Regions from separate parts of the Homo sapiens genome. Here region 2 is linked to region 1. Evidence: chromatin contacts called from ENCODE Hi-C or POLR2A ChIA-PET data. All regions are on one chromosome and are shown on one strand. The core of a region is the stretch at or near the end of the contact, and the rest is flanking DNA. Distances in the headings are between cores, read along the strand shown.

What was found. A loop is a pair of places that touch in the nucleus more often than their neighbours do. ChIA-PET counts read pairs that join two places held with the same protein, here RNA polymerase II (POLR2A). Pooled maps may share reads with other maps.
Region 2: a pooled map shows a loop between it and region 1 (3-fold over the local background). The contact joins the enhancer-like site here to the promoter of RC3H1 in region 1. A Hi-C loop is called at or near these places in 9 of 50 pooled maps. POLR2A ChIA-PET finds 5 or more read pairs at or near these places in 2 of 52 experiments (CD4-positive, alpha-beta memory T cell and activated B cell).

Annotation. Positions count from the first base shown.
Region 1 is chr1:174,019,004-174,024,023 of GRCh38, forward strand. RC3H1 (ring finger and CCCH-type domains 1) reads right to left here and starts at 3,354. Exons shown (of 20, transcript NM_172071.4): 1 at 3,093-3,354. It overlaps RC3H1-DT (RC3H1 divergent transcript), which reads left to right and starts at 3,480. Exons shown (of 2, transcript NR_187284.1): 1 at 3,480-3,637; 2 at 3,780-4,187. RefSeq lists enhancers at 1,980-2,099, 2,164-2,703 and silencers at 2,910-3,229, 3,340-3,589.
Region 2 is chr1:174,787,838-174,792,460 of GRCh38, forward strand. All of the region lies in intron 18 of RABGAP1L (RAB GTPase activating protein 1 like), which reads left to right. Among named protein-coding and RNA genes, the nearest start is that of RABGAP1L-AS1, 160 kb to the right of the region's middle. RefSeq lists an enhancer at 1,658-1,717. Within about 2 kb of position 1,739, at least 3 of the 41 ENCODE cell types and tissues checked have a DNase peak (open chromatin) inside an H3K27ac peak, as active enhancers do.

The DNA.
Region 1 (5,020 bases), core at 2,104-4,603:
AATATTAGCTGACCCAACTTTAACATCATTGAATATCTTTAATTATTTAAAAAAATTTATAAAGTATTTCAAAGGCACAATTTAGTAATTGCCTATGTAACAAATTAACCATGAAAACAATTACAGCAGTATGATAAATCTGTCCTATGTAAACAGTATGAGTTTTTATATTTTATAGCATTCAGATATGCTAAAAACAAAAATTTAAGTGTTTCTTTTGTGATTCACATGAACAAATACTTTCTTGGTCTTACAAGTAGATATCTGACAGGATACAAATAATGATAATAGGGTAAGTTCACAGGCAAAAAAAGGAATCTGTCAACACAGAAGATGCTTCAAAGTTTAACTGTGACACATGTGGTAGTGGCAAAGAATCTAATTTGTGTCACAAGATCTGAGTCTGAGTAAGCTCTTTTACCTATTAATTATGTGATCTTTTTGCTGGTTACATAGCTACTCTTAGCTTCACATTCTTCATATGAAAAAATGAGGACAACAGAACTAATACTGCAGCATAATGAGGAAGCTTAAATATTTTTATTCATTCAACAAATATGTTCTGAAAGGCGTTGTGTACAAATTACCCTTTTTTATTTCTTCAAATAAATCAAGCATATATTAACTTTTAATATTACCAAGAAAATATAAATCTAATTCTTAAGCTCTGGTTCCAAAACTTCTTAGAAGTAAATTTTTATTACCTGAGAAAATGTGAACTTAAGTAATAAGTATTGATACTGAAGAAGGGACAGTTGAGTTTGTGTCAAAACTTAAAACTGTTTTGACACAAAATAAATAAAAACAATTCCCTAAATTTTTTTCCTATTGAACAGAAATACGGACCCAGACTAAGCCCATAAATTGCTGGGTCAATAACCAATCTGAAATACAAAACCTTACCACTTAAAAATATTTATTTTCAGGAAAATGATATTAAATATGAGGTAAATCTGCCCTTGACATAACACGGTGAGATTGTTTTCATAACACAGCACATGAACCACTTAAAACTTACAACCTATAAATTACTACAATTGTTCTAATAGGTTTAGGGCCATACATAAATTTAAGTATCATTATAACACAGACTTTACTTGGAATCTGTGCTGACCTAACAAAATTAGCACAGAAAAAAAAAAAAAATCACAGATTTGAGCACCTGAAAAACGGTGTCCTTTCTGAAATATCTGCAAAAAAGTCACAACATCAGGAGCCATAGAAAGTTGTTATTTCTCCATCATTCAAAAAATCAAAACATCTCCAACATTATTTATGCTAAGCATAAAATGAAGGTCAGTATTGATATTCATTCACTATACTTCAAATCCTAAACAAGAAAATTCAACCTTTATGTTTATTCAATTGCTAATCTATTCAGTGTCAATTGTTGTGGAAGAACTAAGAACTAGACTAGTGCTGCTTATAATGTTTTTAATTAGAACAGACTTGGACCAATTCTACTTAGAAATTTACCCTTAGAAGAGGTGAAAGATATTAACTGGCATCTTTTCAGCACAGGTCAGTGCTGAAAAGAACACAACCTATAACCCTTAGGCCTTGCAGTTGAATGTTAACAAGTGAAAAGCAATCTCCTTGGATGTATCCAAGCGATTTTAATATAAATTTCTGCATACCTAGGTAGAAAGTACTTTAGAAATAAATCTACCTTTTCCCTCACTTGTAAGAAAATGTGGTAGAAGCCTTGAAAAATTAAGTTTAAGGCTGAGCGAGGTGGCTCACGCCTGTAATCCAAGCACTTTGGGAGGCGGAGGAGGGCAGATGACTTGAGGTCAGGAGTTCCAGACCAGCCTGGCCAACATGGTGAAACCCCGTCTCTACTAAAAATACAAAAATCAGCCGGGCATGGTGGCGGGCGCCTGTAATCCCAGCTACTCCGGATGGTGAGGCAGGAGAATCGCTTGAATCCGGGAGGTGGAGGCTGTAGTGAGCCGAGATTGTGCCACTGCAATCCAGCCTGGGTGACAGAGCAAGACTCCGTCGCAAAACAAAACAAAAACGAAATCAAATTTCAAACTCAGAGAAAAGACTGGTCTTGAACAATTTCAGGAAAAATTACTGAAACACGAGACAAGGCACAAGAAGCTCTATGGCCGGAGATGAACCACCTGTCTCCTTTCGAAGTGCTTCCTGAGGTCCACTTTATGCTAGTTAATGTTGCTTCTTATACTGCATGTTAGTAATTCAAAACGCCTAGCTGGAATAAAAGTCCTCTTTAAACATTACAGTTTGTCTCCGCGTTGCCAGTGTTTGTTTCCAGTTTCATAGGCTATTCTGGTATGTCAAGAGTTGTGTTATTACTGTTCCAAAAGAGCCCTTGTTTCAATCCACTCTCACCTGGGATGCGGGCATAACTGATGTTTATAGAACTGATACTTAGAGATGTTTAGAGAGGCGCATCCCTTACCACTCCATCCTTTACCGATAACCACATTTTATATGTTTTTGTTGCATTTAAGTTTTTTGTTTTTTTTTTTTAAAGACACCTGCACACACACAATTTTCCCATCGCCAGCAGGGAGAAGACTACCAGGCTAGATCTCCAGGGACTTCAGGGAAACAGACACCGTGAAATCCACTTGGCCAAAGAAGGGGAGCGCTTCAGGGGCTGGGGGAGGAAGCAGCCCTGAGGTGCTGGGAGGCCGAGGCGGCGCCTGTTTACAGACGCCTTCGCCCTCCCCCACCCCCACAGACTAGGGGTCCAAAAAGCAGTTCCCGTGCGCATTCCCCGCCTGGCCCAGGCCCTGGGAGTACCACAGGAGCCAGGTAGCCCTTTCGCCCCCTCCCTCTCGTCCGAGCCTCCCTTCGTCCTCCTCTCGGCCTACCTACCCCGACAGGCCCTACAGGCGGCATGCAGAGGCCTGAGGCCTAAAGGACGCCGGCCACTGACAAGCCCCAGAACAGCCGGCGGGGGCCCTGAGGAGCCTGGGGCCGGCCGGGCTGCCGCTGCCGCGGAGGAGCAGAGGGCGGGCGAGGACAAACCCTTCCCGACCACAGCTGCCTATTGTTCCCGACTGAGGCCCCGGCCGCGGCAGCCCCGCTCCCCAAGTCGCCGCCCGCCGCTCGCTCACCGCGCTGGTCCGAGCAGCAGCTCCTCTCAGCTCCGAGTCCCCGCGGCCGTCGCCACCGCCGCGGCAGCCGCCGCCGCCGCCGAGGCCACCGTTGACTCTGATTCTGTCCCAGGCCGCCGGGCCACGGCTGCCGCCGCCACCGCCAGCACCGCCTCCGGCCTCCCACCTGCTGCTGCTGAGGCTGCTCCTGCAGCAGGGGCCATCTTGTTGCTCGGCCTCCTCTTCCTCCTCCTCGTCCTCCGCCGCCCAGTCGCTCGTTGTCCTCGTCCCCTTCCTCTTCCTCAGGCTCCGGCCCGCCCCGGAGACTGGGGCGGAGACGAGGGCGAGGATCCTCCCTCAGGAGGCGGGGCGGGCGGAGGGGAGGGGCGGGCGCGGGAGCAAAGCTCTGAGTCACCGGCCACCAACGCCCGGAGGGAGACCGGCGACGCTCTCCGCCGCGACCGAAAGTCTCACACGCCCTGAGCAGATGAACCGGTCCCTCGGTCCGGTCTGCCCTCCCGCACCGGCGCCTTTGGGCTCAGCGGGCCAGTGGCCAGATGGCGAGAGTAAATTGGGGGAATTTCTTTCGTTTCCATCGAACCCCACACTACGTCTACTCTTTCGGCTTTCTCAGCCGTTGTCCCCCAACTCTTGTTTCTTTTTCACGTCTTGTCCCCCACCCCATTTTTCTTCTTCCATATTATCCAGGTTCTGGATCTCATCAGCTTTGTCCTCGTCACCCCTCTGGGAGTTCAGCCTCCTAAGGCTGTGAAACAGCCCAAAAGGCCCGGACACGCTACTCCAAAACGTCTCTCCTGGGCTGTGTGAACAATAAGAGCTATTTGGGGACGACAGGAAAAGATATGGCCCATAGAAGGGCTCCTGAAATCTAACCTTGCGACTCTTTAAAAGTTTCTTGTCCCTTGTGGAAAAGGTGCCGTTTTGGTTTTGGGGAATGGGAGGTCCCTTCAGACAATTCATTTTAGCCAAACCCTCGCTTTTGAGAAGGGGAAGAAATGGGATTATTGTAACACCATACAGTACTAATTTCAAAATAAATCATCTAGAATAGAGGAGAGAGAGAGTCCCCAAATAAACAACCATTTAATACCTCTACTCGGCGCTATCACCTTTTTTGCTTCAGGATTTGACCAAGAGAGCAGAGATTATGTTTTTCTGTCCTTTCTTCACTGTTTACATCACAGTACCCCAAGAGAAGCACTTCTGCCTTTAACTTGATACATTGGAATCGCTATCACAGATAGTGTTTTTGTATTATTTTTAAGAAATATCACACACCTTCCTAAACTCTTGGCAGAGAAGAATTCTTTTTAGTTGTTAGCACCCTCCTGCTACTGAGATCTCAGCTTCTGTTTAGAAGACCTATTGTTGTCTTTCCACTGATTGGAATTTGCTGCCTCTGAACTGGGTTTAATCTGTAATCGTCTTTTCAGCCTACTAAATAGTAACCCCAGTCCTACAGAGAGTGAATTTCTAGCTACCACAGGGGGATTTAGGTTAGCATGTGCCAATCTAAAGGGATCTCTTAAAGCCTTTCCCTTCTCAGACCAGGCCTCTGTACCCTGCTAGGAAAAACAGATTAATCTGCTCCTCCTGCTTTTCCTCCTCCTCCCTTCTTCTCACTCCTAGGGAACCTTCCACAACAGAAGGTTTTAGCGACTGTTGCTAGGCAAACATGCCAACTTCCTTGTTTAGGTGAAGCGAGTAACTCAACTTCCATTGCAAGTAACCTAGATAATGTAATTTCTTTGAACTATTAATAGTTATACCACAGTTGGTAAGGCTCCTTAAAGGTTCCCTTAAGCAGTATGATTTTTACGTTGTTTATTTTTATCTCGTCAATATTTCAATTAAAAATACGTTAAAGGACAGATAGATGCAGTGGCTCACGCCTGTAATCCCAACATTTTAGGAGGCTGAGGGGGGCG
Region 2 (4,623 bases), core at 489-2,988, 770 kb after region 1:
AACAATAGGGGTGTAGAGGGGCAAACTGAGCAGCATTTCCCAGGTACTGTAGGGAACTTGGGTACAGTTGGATATGTGAGACAACGAATAGTGAGTCATTACTATCCTCCACTTTTCTTTTATCTTCCTTTTAAAAACTTCCCTGTCCTGGTCTCTCTTTAATTTTAAGGAAAAGAGCTGCTAAAATGTGTGCTTTATAGAGAAAGAAGCTTACTAGACCTTACATGTTCTCACTTATGGCATTTAGTGATAACCAGGGTGTCCCTAAGCAATTGAATAGTGATACCAGACCAGCTTCTGCATGGTACAGCTTTAATGTATTATTGTTTGAACTTCATTAATAATTAGACTTGCGACGAAAGTAACCAGTTCAAGTGATCTTATAATCAACTTTGTGCCTCAGCACCTGGAACTTTGAGAGAGCCACTGTGTTCATTTATCAGGAGGCATTCTGCTTCCTCTGTGGTGTGCCATTCCCTGACTTGGTAAAGAATATTGTCTCTCTGGCAGTTTTGTATTAGTGAGTTATACAAAGGAGGTCATAGCAAACCACCTGTACTTTAGAAAGTTAACACAGAAACACTGAAGAGGTATTTCTTCTTTGTGGTACTTCTTATATTCAAGCTTGGCTCTATTTCCGTAGCACACCAGTCCAGGCTCTCATTTTCTCACATTCGATTGACTACAAGAGCTTTCTGACTTGTCTACCTTCAGTCTCTTCCTCTCTTAAGCTGTCCTGCCCTCTGCTATTAGATTAATCTTTCTAAAAGGTAATCTTCGTAGCATTCCTCACCTACTTGTTGTCCAGTACCCATCTTTTTGGAATTCCATTTTCATCATAATTTGGCCTCAGATGTACTTACTGGCCTCAAATGTACCTATTGGACACATTGGGATGAAGTCTTGTTCTGTTGCCCAGGCTGGAGTGCAATGGCATGATCTCGGCTTACTGGAACCTCCATCTCCCAGGTTCCAGTGATCCTCGTGCCTCAGCCTCCTGTGTAGCTGGAATCACAGGCGTGCACCACCACAACTGGCTAATTTTTTTGTATTTTTAGTAGAGATAGGGTTTCACCATGTTGCCTAGGCTGTTCTCGAACTCCTGAGCTCAGGCCATCCTCTCTCTTCAGCCACCCAAAGTGCTGGGGGTTCAGGTGTGAGCCACTGCAGTCAGCCTGTTTTATGCTTTTAAGTTTCTTCTCTTTCCTGAAGTAGTTGACTGTTACATAACATGTATTATCCAAAGTTCACAGGATACTCTAAATACCAATATTATGATATCCTTATTTTTAAATATAGAAACCTTTCTCCTCTTACCAAAAACCACAGTGACTCAGCTACTTGCATGTCTAAAATGGTCTCTGCATTTTTCTGTGGCTAGTCTTTATGATGGTTATAGATCAGTAATAGCCTTTTTGGAAGCATAATATTATGTATTAATCATGGCATTCTTAAGGAATCACTGCAATTAACCAGGTAGACCAATTTAGTTGGACCGTGGTCTGTTTTTTTAGTATGTAAAAACATGGGTTCAGGGGATTAAAACAACTCAACATTCATGAAGAATATATTTTCAGATGCTCTTACATTCCCTGATTTTTCAATACTGCTACGATTTTTTTTTACAGAGTTTCTTTACTTATGAAATTGATATAAAATAACTGCCTTGTCATAAGAATGTATAATAACTGAGAAGGGCAAAGACTGTAAGCTAAATTTACTCAGCATCTGCTACATGGGAGTGACTCAGTTCATTGCTCAGCAAACCCACAAGTTACTGTGTTGTGTCTCTGTGGGGTCTCCTGGGGAGAACAGAAACAATAAATGTTAAATCTGTAAATGTGTCAAGGGGTCACTGTGGTTGACTCTTGGTTGCTAAAGGAAACAGAGGTTCTAAGGCCCTGTAAAATTATAATATTTCAAAGTGAAAATGAATGAATTAATAGAAGAAGCTGAGACAAGGATCTTATTTTGTGTTTGTTTTCCTCTCAATACCCTTGCCAATTAACATTTTTTGAATCTCTTGCTCTTCTCCACTGTAAGCCTGCCCTGATATTTTCTAATTGGATACAGAGATAATACATAACTGGCCAGGTGTGGTGGCTCATGACAGTAATCTTGGCACTTTGGGAGGCTGAGGTGTGCAGAGCACTGGAGGCCAGGAGTTCAAGACCAGCCTGGCCAACATAGTGAAACCCCATCTCTACTAAAAATACAAAAAAATTAGCTGGCTGTGGTGGCTCACACCTGTGGTTCCAGCTGCACAGGAGGCTGAGACACGAGGATAACTGAAACCTGGGAAGCAGAGGTTGCAGTGAGCCGAGATCATGCCACTGCATTCCAGTCTGGGAGACAGAGCAAGACTTTGTCTCAAAAAAAAAAAAGAGAATACGTAACAAAGAAGTAAGAAAACAATTTCAAGTGGTGATAAATGTCATAAAAGAAATAATACAAATTTTTTACTGCCCTTCATTAGATAAAGATAGTAAGAGAGAAGGCCTCTGGGCCGGGCACGGTGGCTAATGCCTGTAATCCTAGCACTTTGGGAGGCCAAGGTGGGTAGATCACCTGAGGTCAGGAGTTCGAGACCAGCCTGACCAACATGGTGAAACCCCGTCTCTACTAAAAATACAAAATTAGCCAGGCATGATGGCTGGCTATTTTTGAATGCCAGTAATCCTAGCTACTCAGTAGGCGGAGTCAGGAGAATCGCTTGAACCCAGGAGGCAGAGGTTGCAGTGAGCCAAGATTGCGCTATTGCACTCTAGCCTGGGCGACAAAAGTGAAAAAAAAAAAGAAAAGAGAAAGCCTCTGTGAGCAAAATGACATTGGAATTGAATGATGCAGTAGAGCTAGCCATATGAAGATTGGCGGCAAAAACGGTGCAGAGGCCCTTCTGAAATTCTGCTGCATCTATTTGAAGCCATGAGTGTGTGTGTGTGTGTGTGGGCAGGGGGCGGGGGGTATGTGTTTATGTATGGTGGGAGAGCTAGAGTGGGAGGAGGCTGTGCAATCTATTACCACCTTTGTTTCACAACATGGACTTGTCCATTTCAAGAAAAAAAAAATGAGGCTGAGCGTGGTGGCTTACACCTGTAATCCCAGCACTTTGGGAGGCTGAGGTGGGTGGATCACTTGAGGTCAGGAGTTCGAGACCAGCCTGGCCAACATGGTGAAACCCCGTCTCTACTAAAAATACAAAAATTAGCCTGGCGTGCTGGCACGTGCCTGTAATCTCAGCTACTTGGGAGGCTGAGACAGGAGAATTGCTTGAACCCAGGAGGCAGAGGTTGCAGTGAGCCAAGATCGTGCCATTGCACTCCAGCCTGGGTGAAGAAGAGAGACTCCATCTCAAAAAAAAAAAAAGAAAAAAAAATGAATGTCCCTATCTTGACATATTAATTTTGTAGAAATAAATTCACTTGCTAATACATGGGTTGGCCCATATAACTCCTCCATTGAAAATATTATTTTTTACAGTGACAGCTGTTAAACATATACCTAACATTCTATGTAATATGAAGATGAAGATGTTAGAGATTGCAAATTTAATAGGGAATTGGAGATGGACCATAGGAAGAAGGTAGAGACAATTCACAACTTACTAGGATGAGTACAACACCTCATTATTTTTTAACAGCAATGACAATACACACACATAAAGATAAAAAAATGCTGGTCTAGCTTGAGAGGATCAGGGAATAGTCTAGATTCTATACACGATAATTTTAATCTGATCAATTCAAAATTTAAAAACAGGCTTCTGCTAACATATGTTTATACCTTCTGCTTAAGCTTGAAAATAAATATGAGCTTTATCCACACTGTCCAGGAAAGGGGATGAACGAACTGAGATAGCATTCCATTTTCAAGCCTGTGCCACTAACATGGCTTCAAGAAAGCAGCTCTTACAGAGACGCTGTGGCTGAGCTGCCAAGGATGTAGCTCCTTGAACTGTTCATCTGGAAAAGAAAGTGCTTATCAGTTAAAAATTGAGAAGGCAGATGTGCTTTATTATAACAACTGTGTGTTTAGAAGTGACAGTTCTCAGGGCAGACTTGTGGATACCCCTTCTCAACTCAACCTAAGAATCTTAGATTCTTTCTTACCAGATGGCAGGCTCAGGTTCCTGACCAGTTCCACGTGGAATAAAGTGGTGAAGCATAATCTTTCTAATAAGATAGGTTCTTTATGGGATACATTACTTGAAAGACCAGATTACAGTGCAGGAAATGCTAGGTTCCCTGCCGTGCATCTGTGCTCTGAATATCTTGGCTTCCTGACTCTGCCTCTGACAAGTTTTATGATGATGAGCAGTCACTTATCTACTGCCTCAGTCTTTTCAACAGGATAAACATGTTAGACCTTGGTGTTTTCTAGGGTCCAACAAGGTTTCATTACTTTATTATTCTGTTATATCTAGAGTATCTGTTTCAGTTTGGGCAGCCCTATGAGAGATACTGTCCAAAGTGTGTTCTTGAAGTAGCAAGCATGATTGTGAATAGTCTAGAATGGTCCAGAAACCACCTCATAGGAGACCCAGTTTGCAGCAGGGATGATTAGCTTAGAGAAAAGAAAATTAAGACTGTCTTTGAATATTTTAATTAACGTCACGTGGAAAAA